Regions from separate parts of the Homo sapiens genome. Here region 2 is linked to region 1. A link is a loop called in an ENCODE intact Hi-C map of the cell type or tissue named here. Cell type or tissue: MCF 10A. All regions are shown on one strand.

Evidence for each region. A loop is a pair of places that touch in the nucleus more often than their neighbours do. Peaks named below come from ENCODE experiments on the same cell type or tissue, not always from the same donor. Only the 100,000 strongest peaks of a DNase experiment are listed, where the experiment ranks them.
Region 2: a loop joins it to region 1, with 7 times the contacts of the local background. A loop is called at or near these places in 2 of 110 quality-filtered maps.

What each region holds. Positions count from the first base shown.
Region 1 is chr4:49,001,279-49,009,278 of GRCh38, reverse strand. CWH43 (cell wall biogenesis 43 C-terminal homolog) reads right to left here. Exons shown (of 16, transcript NM_025087.3): 7 at 5,287-5,544; 8 at 1,953-2,078. Among named protein-coding and RNA genes, the nearest start is that of CWH43, 19 kb to the right of the region's middle. In MCF 10A, no CTCF peak of the experiment used is centred here; no DNase peak of the experiment used is centred here.
Region 2 is chr4:49,058,923-49,066,922 of GRCh38, reverse strand. CWH43 (cell wall biogenesis 43 C-terminal homolog) reads right to left here. Exons shown (of 16, transcript NM_025087.3): 16 at 4,844-5,111. The coding sequence ends at 5,033. Among named protein-coding and RNA genes, the nearest start is that of CWH43, 77 kb to the right of the region's middle. In MCF 10A, no CTCF peak of the experiment used is centred here; a DNase peak (open chromatin) is centred at 3,072.

The DNA.
Region 1 (8,000 bases):
ACAAACAGAGAGCCAAATCATGAGTGAACTTCCATTCACAATTGCTACAAAGAGAATAAAATACCTAGGAATCCAACTTAAAAGAGATGTGAAGGACCTCTTCAAGGAGAACTACAAACCACTGCTCAATGAAATAAAAGAGGACACAAACAAATGGAAGAATATTCCATGCTCATGGATAGGAAGAATCAATATCATGAAAATGGCCATACTGCTCAAGGTAATTTATAGATTAAATGCCATCCCCATCAAGTCACCAATGACTTTCTTCACAGAATTGGAAAAAACTACTTTAAAGTTCATATAGAACCAAAAAAGAGCCCACATAGCCAGGACAATCCTAGGCAAAAAGAACAAAGCTGGAGGCATCAGGCTACCTGACTTCAAACTATACTACAAGTCTACAGTAACCAAAACAGCATGGTACTCATACCAAAACAGATATATAGACCAATTGAACAGAACAGAGGCCTCAGAAATAACACCTCACATCTACAACCATCTGATCTTTGACAAACCTGACAAAAACAAGAAAGGAGGAAAGGGTTCCCTATTTAACAAATGGTGCTGGGAAAACTGGCTAGCCATATGGAGAAAGCTGAAACTGGATTTCTTCCTTGCACTTTGTACAAAAATTAATTCAGGATGGATTAAAGACTTAAATATTAGACCTAAAACCATAAAAGCGCTAGAAGAAAACCTAGGCAATACCATTCAGGACATAGGCATAGACAAAGACTTCATGACTAAAACACCAAAAGCAACGCAACAAAAGCCAAAATTGACAAATGGGATCTAATTAAACTGAAGAGCTTCTGCACAGCAAAAGAAACTACCATCAGAGTGAACAGGAAACCTACAGAATGGGACAAAATTTTTGCAATCTATCCATGTGACAAAGGGCTAATATCCAGAATCTACAAAGAACTTAAACAAATTTACAAGAAAAAAAAAACAAACGACTCCATCAAAGAGTGGGCAAAGGATATGAACAGACACTTCTCCAAAGAAGACATTTATGCAGCCAACATACACATGAAAAAATGCTCATCATCACTGGGCATCAGAGAAATGCAAATCAAAACCACAATGGGATACCATCTCACACCAGTTAGAATGGTGATCATTAAAAACTCAGGAAACAACAGATGCTGGAGAGGATATGGAGAAATAGGAACGCTTTTATACTGTTGGTGGGAGTGTAAATAAGTTCAACCATTGTGGAAAACAGTGTGGTGATTCCTCAAGGATCTAGAACTAGAAATACCATTTGACCCAGCCATCCCATTACTGGGTATGTACCCAAAGGATTATAAATCATGCTACTATAAAGATACATGCACACGTATGTTTATTACAGCACTATTCACAATAGCAAAGACTTGGAACCAACCCAAATGTCCATCAATGATAGACTGGATTAAGAAAATGTGGCACATATACACCATGGAATACTAGGCAGCCATAAAAAATGAGTTCATGTCCTTTGCAGGGGCATGAATGAAGCTGGAAACATCATTCTCAGCAAACTATCACAAGGACAACAAACCAAACACCACATGTTCTCACTCATAGGTGGGAATTAAACAATGAGAACACACGGACACAGGGCGGGGAACATCACACACTGGGGCCTGCTGTGGGGTGGGGTGAGGGGGGAGGGATAGCATTAGGAGGAATACCTAATGTAAATGACGAGTTGATGGGTCCAGCAAACCAACATGGCACATGTATACCTATGTAACAAACCTGCACGTTGTGCACATGTACCCTAGAACTTAAAGTATAATTTTTTAAAAAAACTAGAGAAGATAGCTATTAACAACATGGCAAAATGTTGAGAATTGCTGAAACAGGATGAAGGATACATGAGGGATCATTATACTCTTTAATTTCATACGTTTAGAATTTTATATAATTAATTTTTTTTAAGAATGTAAAACTATACTTACAAAGTTTCATGTATTTTTCACTCTTTCTGAAAAGCACTTTAGAACTGTTTTTTGTTTGAAGAAGCAAGTCAAGGTTTTTCTTAGGACCAAATAGCATATTCAGCCCGATAATTAACATCATTGTCCCTGTTATAAGAGAAAGAAAGAATATGTTATAGTCTGATCCAAAAATCCTTCCAATGTTGTATTCCAGCAGCTGAGAGTTCCTTGAAAGGAACATACCCTGGAAATTCATGTACTGATTTAATTTATCTCAGAACCTAAACAATTACTCTAGTAGTGCTTTTGATAACTGGAAAATATCAGGTAGGGTTCTAGGAATCGTGCTTTAAATGACAGGACCCCAGCCTTTTCCCGATACATATTTCTTTGAATTTCTTGAGTATTTCCTAGTTGTTAGGTTGCTGAACGTGTTCATGACTGACTGTTGATTGGGCAGGGGACAGTGAAGTCTTCTGAGCTCCCATAGGGATGCAATAAGAGCCCTTCCGTGCACCAGGTTGAGGATCACAATGGATCATACGTAGGCTCTTAATATGGCAGTGCTTGTGATAATTCTGCCCCAGGATGTGAGTTTTCTGGGCACAGAGGCCTCACAGAGGATGCATGCTGGAAATCACAGTGTGCCAACAGGCCAGCCAATAAAGTGGAGCTAAATTGGGATATGCAACAAACTAGCTTACACTTAAAGTTTACTTACTTCATCTAAAACCATACATACTAAGAATGGAAACAGAGATATGCTGCCATATGGAAATTAAGAAATTAAGGCATTTAAGAAATGTCAAGTAAAAGTCAGAAGCCAAGCAAAAACAGCGGTGTCCAATTTTCCAGGAAATAGCAGGAGGAATCCAGGAAATAAATTTATAACTAAATTCTGATATAATAAATATTCTTTTCAACTCAGTTGTATTAAAAGCCACTCTGAATATTACCAACATTTCTTGGCTTTTGTGGCCTCATCAAATAACATCACTCTTATTTTTCTTTAAAGTTCTTAGTTGTATGAAGCTGTAATTATGCACTGTTTCTACAATTCCATAAGTAGTGAGAAGAAACTAAAAAAAAAACTCATCGTTCATAAAATTCTAAAGAAACAAACTCATGCATGGAATAGCTCTTACTTTCATTTGTTTTTTTCTCATGGCAGATCCCTAAGCAAGCTGGTATAAGAAAAAAAGCAGGGCATTGGACAAGAAAACAAAGCAGGAGAGAGTACACACACCTGAAATAAATCAGAAGAAATACAAAGTTTGCAAAGCCAAGGTTACCACGGAGGAAATGCAGCAATGTGTTTCTCTCATTAGATGAAAGCTTGAGTATTTACCAGAAATACCAAATTCTCCAAGTTAATTCAAAAATATTTCATGTAATTTTAAAATATGTCTTTCAAACCAGCCTCTCCTGACAGATGTCTAGCTCGTGGGGTAGAAAAGCATATGGCAAAATGTGCAGAGTAGTCGGATGTCTGTCAGGGCACCAGGGGAACTGTAACAGAACCCAGGTAGATGTAATCCCAGCACCTTGGGAGGCTGAGGCAAGAGAATTGCGTAAGCCCAGGAGTTCGACGCCAGCCTGGGCAACAAAGTGAGACCCCATCTCTACAAAAAACAACATAATCAGCCAGGCATGGTGGTGTGTGCCTGGAGACCCAGCTACTTGGGAGGTTGAGGGGGGAGCTCAAGGATACAGGGAGCTATGACTGCACCACTGCACTCCAGCTGGAGGAACAGAACAAGACCCTGTCTCAAAAAAAAAAAAAAGAAAAAAAAAAAACAGAACCCTAATAGAAGCCTTCACTTCTCCTGAGTAGCACTCACACAACTGTAATTTCTTAAGTATTTGTCTCGTTTTATATATGATGTTTCCCCCATTCAACTAAAGCTCCAGGTAGGCAAGGACAGTGGGTGTTTTTAATATTTCAGCAGCTGGGAGTGGTAGATAAAGTAGACCAGAAGAGTGAGAGGGTGGGAAAGGGGGCAATGATGAGAAATTGATTAATGGATACAATGTACCCTGTCAGGGTGATGGATACTCTAAATGCCCTGACTTAACCACTATGCAACCTATGCATGTAACAAAATTGCAATTGTACCCCACAAATTTATACAGATAAAAATGTGTAAAAATAATCTTCAGTATCTGGCACTGTTCCTGGAACATAAGGTACATGATCATTTTTTTTCAAAATGTAGACAACCAGTGAAATCGTGTTAATATTTTTAATGAATAAGTGAACAAACAAACAAGTAGATCCCTTATTAACATGTTTTTTCTCCTCATCTTTCAAACACTTTGTAGAAGTATTTGACATGTTACTTAAGCTAAAATTATGTAAACTAAAATGATTCACAACATTCGATTTATGTATGCCTAGTATACACCAATAATTGTATTATTGCCAGAAGCCAATTTTTAAAATATTAAAATTGAACTAAGTTTATGAAATTATAATTTTGGTATGTGAATCAATTTTTAAAATATTAAACTGAGCTAAGTTTATTAAATTATAATTTTGGTATGCAAATTCATAACCACTAAAATGGTAAATATATTTGTTCTATGACTTGGAGATTTACCATTTACACTAAGATATATGAATTTTTTGTTACAAATATGGTAAATAAAAATAATAGAGTCTAGGTGTGGTGGCTCACACCTGTAATCCTAGCACTTTGGGAAGCCAAGGCAGGAGGATCACTTGAGGCCAGGAGTTCAAGACCAGCCTGTGCAACATAGCAAGACCCCTGTCTCTACAAAAAATTTTTTAAATTAGTGGAGTGTGGTGGCCCACACCTAGTAGACCCAACTACTTGGGAGGCAGAGGTAGAAGGATCGCTTGAGCCCAGGAGCTCAAGGCTGCAGTGAGCTGTGATCACATCACTGCCAGAGTAAGACCTCATCTCAAAAAACATTCATAAATAAAATTCAGGGGAACCCCAAAAAATCACAATCCCCATGTATATTTACGAGCCAACCACTGAAGTGGCAGCATGAGTATCATGATCATACCTTTTCCTAACGCATCGTATAACACAAGTGTTACATTGTTTACGCTTTAGTATGGACTGAATCTTTTCACAACTAATTAATTTAAAAGACCTTTGTAGTAATAAGTATTACAGAAATGCGCTGGTAAATTAATACATTTGATTTTAATTTATAATTTAGACATCACTCCAGGTTTTGTGTTTTAATCAAGAGAGTCTATTTTACCAAGAAAGCTAGATCATCCTGCTTATTTCCACCAGTTACATAAAGTGCTAAATCCTGGTCAGTCCATAAGGATATTTTTGAGCAATTATTTTAATCCAGACCTTTCAAATGTACTCACCCAAAAGCACATCTGATCTTTCTCTAGCGTAGACACCTCCTGGGACAAACTTAAAAGCTGTGCACCAGGCACAGAAAAATATTTCTAGAAGATAAAATATCATGGCAATGGTCATGGTTTTCCCAGGGTTTGTCCCTGAGTTAATAAGGTGTCCAAGTGTTTGGGGCCACATGGATGCAGTAAAGATGGCGAAGACACAGCCAGACACAGCAGCTGCCCATGTGTGCAGGTAAAGGAGCCCCGCAGCTGAAGCTGTTCCTGTTTGTGAGAGAGAAAAGAATCAGACAGGAAAGCAGTCGAGCTTAGAGGATGACCAATTTATAGCCTTTAGGACCAGAACAGACCTTAGGGGTATACTGATCCAATCTCCAGACAGATGAGAAAACTAAGATCTGACAAGGTTAATGTGATTTGCCTAATGTCACACAGCCAGTTATTGTCTCAACTGGAGGTAGAATGTGGATCTAGTAAATCTCAGTTCACTGCTATTTCCTCAGAAAGGGCAGGAGGAGTGAAAAGGGTATTTTTAGGTAATTGCTGTTAAGATCCTAACAGCAATAAAAACTAAAATTTCTGCAATACCAAAAATATGTCCAAAAATATTACATTTAACCAATCAGATGCAGGACATTAGAAAACAGGTAGAGTGTGGTTTCTAGAACACCTCTGTTAAGGGGCTTCTAAGGAATTTCTGTCCATCTAAATGCTACCACCTGTCCTACAAGAGGTACATTGACTTTTCCAACCACACAGCCCCAAGAGAAGACATAGCATTTGTAGGCTCACTGCTTTAGCAATTCTGCAATCAGTTCATTCATTACCCAACAGCCTGCTAGGTGTCAGGAGCTATGCATTCTGCCTGATCCACAGCAGGCACTCTGTAAATGTTAGTTTATTGAGCCAATGCTGAGATCACATAACCTTTCCCCCAATCCTTGTGAAATCAGCTTTGAAATAGCACTGCAGGGTCCACTCCATCTTGGGACCATCAATATAACCCCTTTCCATAGAAAATATGGCATTTTTGAAACATTCCAATCCATGTTGTATAATTGGGACCCACCCTTCAAGGGTAGCTAGAGCAGGCTCTTCACTACTTCGGCCAAGAACTCCAGAAAGGAGTGGGAAGCAGAAAGTGGCCCCAGTCAGCATCTTAATGCCCCATAGCTCAATAAGTTCATCAATACATTCCATTGCACCATCACAGGGCAATGCCACCTGCCTGACTGCCTATTTCTCCCCACTTCAAAAAGAACATCTCTCAGATGAGCATGAGAACTAGATTCCAAGGTCCTCTACAACCCATGGAGTTTAACTCCATAGGGAGATTTCAAATACCTAGATTCTCAATGGAATTTTTTCATTTTAAAATAAAACAACTGTAATGCCTATTTGCTTTAGAAATTTTAAAAATACAGAACTGAAAAGAAGCAATTAAGGATTGTCTAAGACGGAGATAACCACAGCCAATATTTCTGTGTATTTCTAAGTCTCTTCTGTGTATATACAGAAGTATTTTTACATAAATGGAATTGTACCACATATTAAAGACTATATGCTGCTATTTATGAAACATTATATCAGGAACATTTACTAGTGTAAATAATTTTTTTCTAAAACATTTTAATGTACATATAATACTTCACTGGATAAATACACCACAATATAAGTAAGCATTTTCCTATTGCTGGCCATTTGTGAAGGTTCCTATGTCAAGCTTTTAAAACAACAGTGTGATGAACATCTTTTTTTGTCAATGATCCCTTACCACATTACCTATTATTTCCTTAAAACAGATTCCTAGCAACACAACTCTTATGTCAAGGGGCATAAGTATTTTAAAGTCATGACTTGTGACCAGTTGCTTTCCTGAAAGCAACTTTCAGGAAACCTTATACCCAGCTTTCAGGAAACCTAATACTTGTCTTTGCTTCCTGCAGAAAACTTGCCAAGTCTTGACACCTCTCACATCCTGCCAAAATTTCATCTTTAATTTGGTAAAAATCTTTACCAAATATATGTAATAATACCAAAAATCTTTACCAAATTAAGGTCGAAAATGCTATGACATTTTAAATTGCACTTATTTGACTGTTAGTGAGGTTGAATTTTTCTTACTTACGGCTTACAATGACTGTTTTTAAAAGAATGATCCCGAATTTGATATTCTAATCTAAAGACGTTAGAATAATATTGTTCTCCTTACTACAGAGAATTATCTAGAGGGAATGAAAACATCTCTCAAATTTATCTTGACTGTTATCATTTTTATTTCTATTTTTAAATAGGCTCTATATTTTAAATCCACCAAAATTGTACTGTTTAAATAGGTTATAAATTCAAAATTACAATTCAAATGCTACAAAAGGGACTTTCTGACCCGTAACCCATTTGTTCCCCTTAGTGAAGGCAACCAATCCAGTGTAAGCACTTACCATTGCATCCTTCCAGAGATACCCTACACATACAAAGAAATACATATGTGCATGCATTTCCCTTCCTTTTTGTACACCAATGACAGTATATGATACGCACTGTTAGTCACTTTACCTTTTTCATTTAACTGTATTCCTTAACTGCTTTTGTTTGAGGCCCTCCAATAATCTCCCCCAAATCTGTACAACATCAAAGACATCAAGCAGAAGTAATAGTTAACTATTTCAATAACAATTATAATAACTGACATGTAAGTTTTCAATAAATGAAGTTTTCCA
Region 2 (8,000 bases), 58 kb before region 1:
TGGGTTCTCCAGAGAAGCAGAATCAAGTGTGTGTGTGTGTGTGTGTGTGTAGATAGAGGCAGAGGCAGAAAGACAGAAAAGACTATGAGAGAGATGTATGATAAAGAACTGACTTGTGTATTTATGGAAGTTGAGAAGTGCCATGATCTGCAGTCAGCAAGCTGGACCCTAAAGAGAACTAGCACAATAGTTCCAGTCTGATCTGAAGGTGTGAGAACCAGAAGAGCCAATGGTGTAAGTTCCAGCCAGAATCCAAATCTGAAGGCAGGAGAAGACTAATGTTCCAGCTCAAAACCAGGCAGGCAGAGAGAGTGAATTCTCCCTTACCCTGCCTTTTTGTTCCATTCAGGCCTACAATGGATTGGATGAAGCCTCTCCACATTGGGGAAAGCAATCTGCTTTACTCAGTCTATCAATTCAAATGTTAATTTCATCCATAAACACCCACTCCCGCACACACAGGATAATATATAACCAAATATCTGGGCACCTTGTGGTCCAGTCAAATTGACAATAAAATCAACCATCACAGTTACCAAAGTTATGGTGACTTCATGCAAGTTGGGAAGTATTCCTTTTTTTTATTCTTTGTGAAAAGTCTATAAGATTGGTGTTATTTCTTCCGTACATAGTTGCTAAAATTCACCGGTAATCTATCTGGGTGTAGAGTTTTTGCTGTGGGAAGTTTTATTAATCAGGATTTAATCAGAGAAAGGGAACTAGAATATATATAAGGATTTATTACAGAGACTTGACTTTACATAGCTGTGGTTGCTGATTAAGTCACCTGTAAGGCTATTGTCTTGAAAGTTAATATTAGAGTGTGAAATCTGCAAGGCAGGCCATGGAGAAAGGAAGATGGATGTAAAGTTGGGGAGATCAAGAACAAGCTGGAAGACACAGGAATGAGCTGGAGCACATGAGAGTAGACTGGAACTGATGTCAATTTTTCTTGCCTCTGACCTTGATGTGTGGCTCAGAAGTCCTGTTTTATGTTTGGTTGTTTAATTATTAATTTTATTTCTTTAGTAAGTTTTCTATTTTTTCTTGTATCTGTTGTGGTAAACTTTATTTTTTGAGACATTAATTGGTATAAAATTGTTAATAATGTCCTCTTATTTTCTTTATAATGTTTGTAAGGTCTATAGTTGTGTCTACTTTTTCATTCCTAATGTTGGTCAGTTTTGTCTTCTTTCTTTCCTTTTTCTTCTGATCGGTCCTACCAAAGAGTTCAATTTTATTAGTTTTTTCAAAAGAGTCAACCTTTGGTTTTGTCACTTTTATCTTTTGTAATTGTTTGTTTTCCATTTCACTAATTTCTGTTCTTAGCCTTTTTTCCTTTATTCTACTCTCTTTTGGGTTTAATTTTCTGTTCCCTTTTCAGCTTCTCTTGATGGGTACCTATGTAACTGACTTTTAGTCTTTCTTCTTTTCCAGTTCATGCATTTAAGTCTACATATTTTCCTCTAAACACAAAACTATATCGTATAACTTTTGATATGCCATATTTTCATTACTATTTAGTTCAAAATATTTTCTAACTTCCATTGTGGTCTGTTTTTGACCCATGGATTACCTAGAAGTTTATTATTATATTACCAATATTTGGGACTTTCTCATTATCTTTTTGTTATTTGTTTCTAGTTTAGTCTTATCACCATCAGAAAATATAATCCTGTATGAAGTCAATATTTTGACATTTGTTGAGCCTTGCTTTTTGGCCTAGCATATGGTCTGTTTTGGTAAATGTTCTGCAGGCACTTGAAAATAATGAGTAACTTGAAGTTCCTTGGAGCACTGTTCTACATATGTCACTTCAATTAATTGTGTTATTCAAGCTTTCTCCTTGTTTTATCATTTACTGAGAGAGGTGTATGGAAACCTCCCACTTAGATAAGCCATGGACATAGAAGTTAAGATCCCAAGAGCCTAATGAGTAAGCAGGAGGCTAAAACAAAAAGACAGTTAATCTGATTGGCATTAGAAATTAGTAGAAATTTGGGGGAGATATGAACAACTAGAGAAGAAAATAGGATATTGCCAAACTACATGATGTGGAGAAAAGATTTGCAAAGCAAGGGAATATCTAATTACCTCATTTGAATATGTTTTGAGTTCTACAATGTAAACCCTTCTCTATCTTCCCAAACATTCAGTAAAAGATGCTACCCACTAAGATACATAGTAAGAGTTTTTTATTTGTTTCTTTTGAGGAAGTCAAGAAAACAACCGAACTCTCTGCTTGGCATAGAACAGAGGCAGCTCCTGCTGTCTGTGTGTGGATCTGTCTCCCCAGCCACTAACAATGTGTTTTAAATGCATATCTGCTTGCATTTACCTTGCACAGTAGCATGATTCTGGTGTCAGAAATGCAATGAGACCACGTATAAATTGAAATATGACAGCAGAAGGAGATCAGTGAGAGAGATGCCTATAAGAATGTGAGTCTTGTCTCCTTCACTTCCCACAATTCACAGAAATCTTGGGAAGACACTCTCTTCTGGAAGGAGTGGAATGGGCATTCTGGCTGTCTTACCTAGAGCTTAAAGGTAGAGAGACCCCAGTTGGCACATGGGTTATTGCCTTCATTATTGTTGTCAGGAGATAACATTGGTAAAGCATCTAGCTCAATAGAGGGTAAATAATCAGTAGCTGCTATTCAAGATGTCTTCGTATTTTCCCATCTGCCATACTTGTGTTTAGGTTAATGTCTTTTTCAGTTAAGTGACACCTCCCACCACTGCCACATGCCTAGTACAGTATAATGGACAAAACGGACACTGAATAAATATGTTTGTTGTTCCCAGATTCCCAAAGTTTTTCAAATATAAGTAAGTTTAAGGACTGTGTTACTTATGTATTGATACAAAACAAATTACCCCATTACATAGTGGCTTAAAACAACAAATGGTTATTATCTGTCAAGATGTGGGACCAGTTAAGCTAGGTGCTTAGGGCTCAGGATCTCTCAAGAAGTTGTAGCCAACATGGGGCTGAAGTCATCTGTAGTTTTTCTGGGGCTGGAGTTTCCAAATCTAAGGTGACTCACTCCCATGGCTATTGGCACGAGGCCTCAGTTCTCACCACCTTTCCAAGGGGCTGCTCATGACACAGCAGCTGGCTTCTCTCAGAAGCAGACAGTGAGATTAAGACAAAGCCCCAGTATTGTTTATAACCCAGACTTGGAGTCACATACCATCGCTTTCACTTTATTCTCTTCATTAGAAGTAAGTCACTAAATCTAGCCCATACTAAAAGAGAAGTGAGTGAGGTTCCACCTTTTGAAGAAACTGCAGGATCATTCACGGACTCATCTTTAAAACTACTATAGGAATTCAGTGTTTTGCATATGGCAATGTGTTCAGTATATGATATCGTTTGGAGTTTGGATGTGTCCCCAGTCAAATTTCATCTTGAATTGTAGCTCCCATAATCCCCATGTGTCATGAGAGGGACCTGGTGAGATGTAATTGAGTCATGGAGGAGGTCACCCACATGCTGTTCTCATGATAGTGAGTGAGTTCTCATGAGATCTGATGGTTTCATAAGGGACTTTTCCCTTTTTGCTCAGCACTTCTCCTTCCTGCCACCATTTGAAGAAGGATGTGTTTGCTTCCCCTTTCACCATGATTGTAAGTGCCCTGAGGCCTCCCCAGCCCTGTGGAACTGTGAGTCAATTAAACCTCTTTCCTTTATAAACGATCCAGTCTTGGGCAATTCTTTATAGCAGCATGAGAACAGACTAGTATGATACAATTTTGTTAAATAGATCTAAGGAATCTCCTTAGATTGTGACATAATACTTTTAGAAACTTTCTTTCTGACAACTTTTATCCCTGCCCCCAAAAGATAAAGCAGCATTCAGTGTCCTTTCCAGTTCTAAGACCTCATGTGCCTCTATGACCTATATTCAAATCATTATCTTCTGTGGAGATGGTGCTGTTGTGTTGAATTTTCCCCTTTGCCTGCCTACTTGATTCTACAGAAGGAAAGTCACTTCATGGGACCCCTCTGTGTGTTAAGGTATGCTTGCTGAGAGTCTGGTGGCCTGACTGATGGGAGGCATCAACACAGTGTGCCATGTACAGCCATGAAGTGACAGAAGCATGGGGAAAAAGACAGACGACCCCTCACAGTTCAGGGAAGGTTGGTGATGGGCTGCTGCTTATGTTAAGTCAATAATAGTCACATGCACATTATTCTTCTAGTAATTAGACTTAATTTGTTGAACATTTTCCCCAGCTTTGTCCCAAGAAGGGTTTAAAGTGCTTGATTTTCACAAGTAGTCCTTCCAGCTCATCCACAAATCAATGTCCAGCTGGGTGCAGTGACTCAAGCTTGTAATCCCAGCAGTCTGGGAGGCTGGTGGGAGGATTGCTTGAGCCCTGAAGTTTGAGACCAGTTTGGGAAACATAGTGAAACCTCTTCCCTACAAAAAAGTAAACAATTAGCTAGCCATTGTAGCAAGCACCTATAGTCACAGATACTCCAAAGGCTGAGGTGGGAAGATCACCTGAGCCCAAGAGATCAAGGCTACAGTGAGCATGATCACCCCACTGCACTTTGGCCTGGGCAACTGAGAGAGATCCTGTCTCAAAAAAGAAAAAAAAATCCTATTTTTAAGCCTTAAAGATCAAGGTGGCAGTGAGCAGCGATCAAACCACTGTACTTTGCCTTGGCAACTGAGAGAGACTTTGTCTCAAAAAAGAAAACAAACAAACAAAAAAAATTTCCTATTTCTAAGCCTTCAAAAGGTAAGACATTTTTAATTATTTTAACTCCATAGTGAAACTTTCTTATATTACCCCAAATTCTATTTTTTATCAAAATTTAGGGAAAACAATTTAGAGAAATGTTTTTATTAAGCAACATAGTTTACAAATGGAGGTAATTTCCCACTGCATAGATACCATGTGTTTTTTAAGTTGAGGTTCTTCATGTGTATTTTCCCACTTTCATTAATCTCTTCTTTTTATCTTACATACTTTTTTTCTTAGATTTTCCCAGCCAATAACTTCTTGTTTTAAATGTTTCATAAAAAGTATTTGGGAGTATTCATATGAAAATGATGGTTGTTTTCATAATTGTGTCCTTCTTTGTAGGATCCAAATCTAAAAAAATAAAAAATAAATAAAAAGTTATTGGCATGTAAAAACCATTCAGAAAGGTATGTTCTTATGTAAAATTTCAATCATAAAATAAAATAGCAAATGAATAAATAAAAAAGATTCATGCATATAGGAAAGGCAAACTAAAATTTTAACCCCCAAAGTCCTCTTTCCATGGTTATGGATAATTCCAAAAGCACATCTGTTTAAGAATTATTGGCTAGCATTGCTGAAAAATAAGTCCAGATTTTCTCTTTCATCTTGAGTTTGAATAATATTCTCTTATAGGCAAAGGGGCCATTAAGCCTGAAATGCTATTCATGTTACATTTATGCATATAAAAATCTATTTTGGCAGAACTTCTAAATTGTCTACATGTGTTAATGTGCTGCAGATTAACTCTTTGCACATGAATAACTATTTAATTATACAGCTCTGGTTGATATGATAGAATACAAAAGACACTAGGAAGAAAGCTAAGACTTGCACATAAGAGGCCACTTCCTTCCTTTTCTTCATAAGCAACCATAATATCTAACCTCTATAATGTAAGAGACAGGAGACCTGCTTCCTTTGTCATCTTAAAAGAATAATAACAAGGAATATCAAATTTAACATCACCTTTGATTCTGCTATTTCACTTCTAGAGCTAGACCCTAAGGAAGTAATCAAGGTTATGCTCAAACAGATAAGAATTCCTTAGAAGACTTTTTATAATAATAAAATAATAAATATGCAAAAATAACAAAATCGATTAGCTAAATGTTGGTGCATCCATACAATGAAATATTATGCAATGATTAAAACATATTTTAAGAAGAATACTTTATTATGGAATGAAGTTCATAATATACTATTTGGATGAAAGAATCAGATTAGCAAATAGAACAAAAACACACATATACACACAGATATACGCACATACATATATGTGTCATACATTTACAAAAGAAGGATAATTGTGTGATGTATAGATATATATAAGAGTTGTGTCAGCAAGATGGCAAAATAGGACTTTCCAGTGCTTGTCCCTGTAGAAACATCCATTTGAACAACTATCCATGCACAAAAATATCTTCACAAGAGCTAAAGATTTCAGATGAGAGATTATAGCATTTGAATGTATTAGAGAAATAAGAAAAGTCTCATTGAGAAGGGTAAGAAGGACAACTTCACATTACTTCTATCACTCCTCCCCCAAGACTAGGTAGCATAGTAAGTAGAGAGATAGATACTCTCTGCATAGGGTAAAATGAGTGAAGTAAGCACCCAACTTTGCCACAGACTCCAGCACCAGGTCCAGGCCAATGAACATTGGCACCAGGCTGGCACCCACAGACCAAGCTTCCAGGCCCACCTAAACACCAGGCCAGCCCCAACAACCCCAGTCCCTAAGCCGGCCCTAGCAAATTCAGGCTCCATCCCCACCCAAGGCTCCAGACTGGCATCAGTTTCGGGCCACCCCCAAAAGCCCCAGATTCCAGGCCAGAACACATGGACCCAGCCTTTATGCCTACCCCAGCTCCAGGCCAGCCCTGTGGTCCCTGACTCCAGTGCCCATGGACCTGGCCTCCAGAGCAATACCCACAGACCCAGGCTCCAAGCCCAACCTGGTGCTAGGCTGGCCCCTATGCAACCAGCTCCAGGCCACCCCTTATAACCCCAGGCACCAGGACAGCATTGCCAGTTCCAGGTTCTAGACTGGCCCTGTGAACCCAGGCTTTAACCCACCCGAGCTCCAGACCAGTCCCTGCAGCCCAGGTAACAGAATCTAGGCCTGCTCCACCAATTCCAGAGTACAGGCCCATAGGACACCTATGGAGGAGACCCCAGCACTGAGTTTAACATAGGAGGCCTAGGCTCCATGGGCCCAGGTTCCAGATCTATCCCAATGGATCCAGGCACCAGGTTCATTCCAGCACCAGGGTGGCTCCTGCAGACTCAGGCTGAAGGCCTAACCCCACACATCTACCCCAGGAATCAGGTTGGCTCTCATGGACCCAGACTTCAAGTCCAGTCCCTATTGACACAGGCTCCAGGCCCATCCCAATGGACCCCAGCACCAGGCTGGCCCCCAGAGACCCAGGCACAAAGCCTATCCACTTGCTGATCCAGGCACCAAGCAAGTTGGCCCAAGAACTCTAGCATAAGTCCACCCATGAGCCCAGCTAGATAGCCCACTGAGAATCTTTGGACCAGCCAACTGGTAAAGGCATTCCCTGCCAAGCCAATCTGTAAAGACTAGAAGAGATGCCCACTTTTTCAAATGTACAGATACCAGGGCATGTCCATAAAGATCATAAATAATCAAGGAAACATGATACTACCAAAGGAACAAATAAAGCACAAGTAACTGATGCTAATGAAAAACAGCATAATGAAAAATTCAAAATAATCATCTTGAAGCTAAGTGAGCTACAAGAGAACACAGATGGACAACTAAACAAAATAAGAAAAAAGAGTACATAAACAGAATGAAAAGTTCAATAAAGAGATAGAAATCACAAAAAAGAACCAAACAGAAATTCTAGAGCTAAGGAACATCATAACTAAACTGAAAAATTCAATAAAGAGATTCAACAGCAGACTCAATCAAGGAGAACAATCAGAGAGCTCAAAGTCTGGTCATTCAAAATTACCCAACCAGAGTCATAGAAAAAAGAATGAAAAAGTGGAGATAGCCTACAGAAATTATAGGTCATCATTAAGTAAACCTTATTGGTGTTTCAGAAGAAGCAGAGAAAGAAGGAAAAAGGGAGAGAAAGCTTATTTTAAAAAAAGCAGCTGAACTTTCCAAATTTGGAGAGGAAGATTCACATGCAGATCCATGAAGCCCAAATAACTCCCAAATATATTAAATATAAAGAGAGTGCTACCAAGACACATTATAAT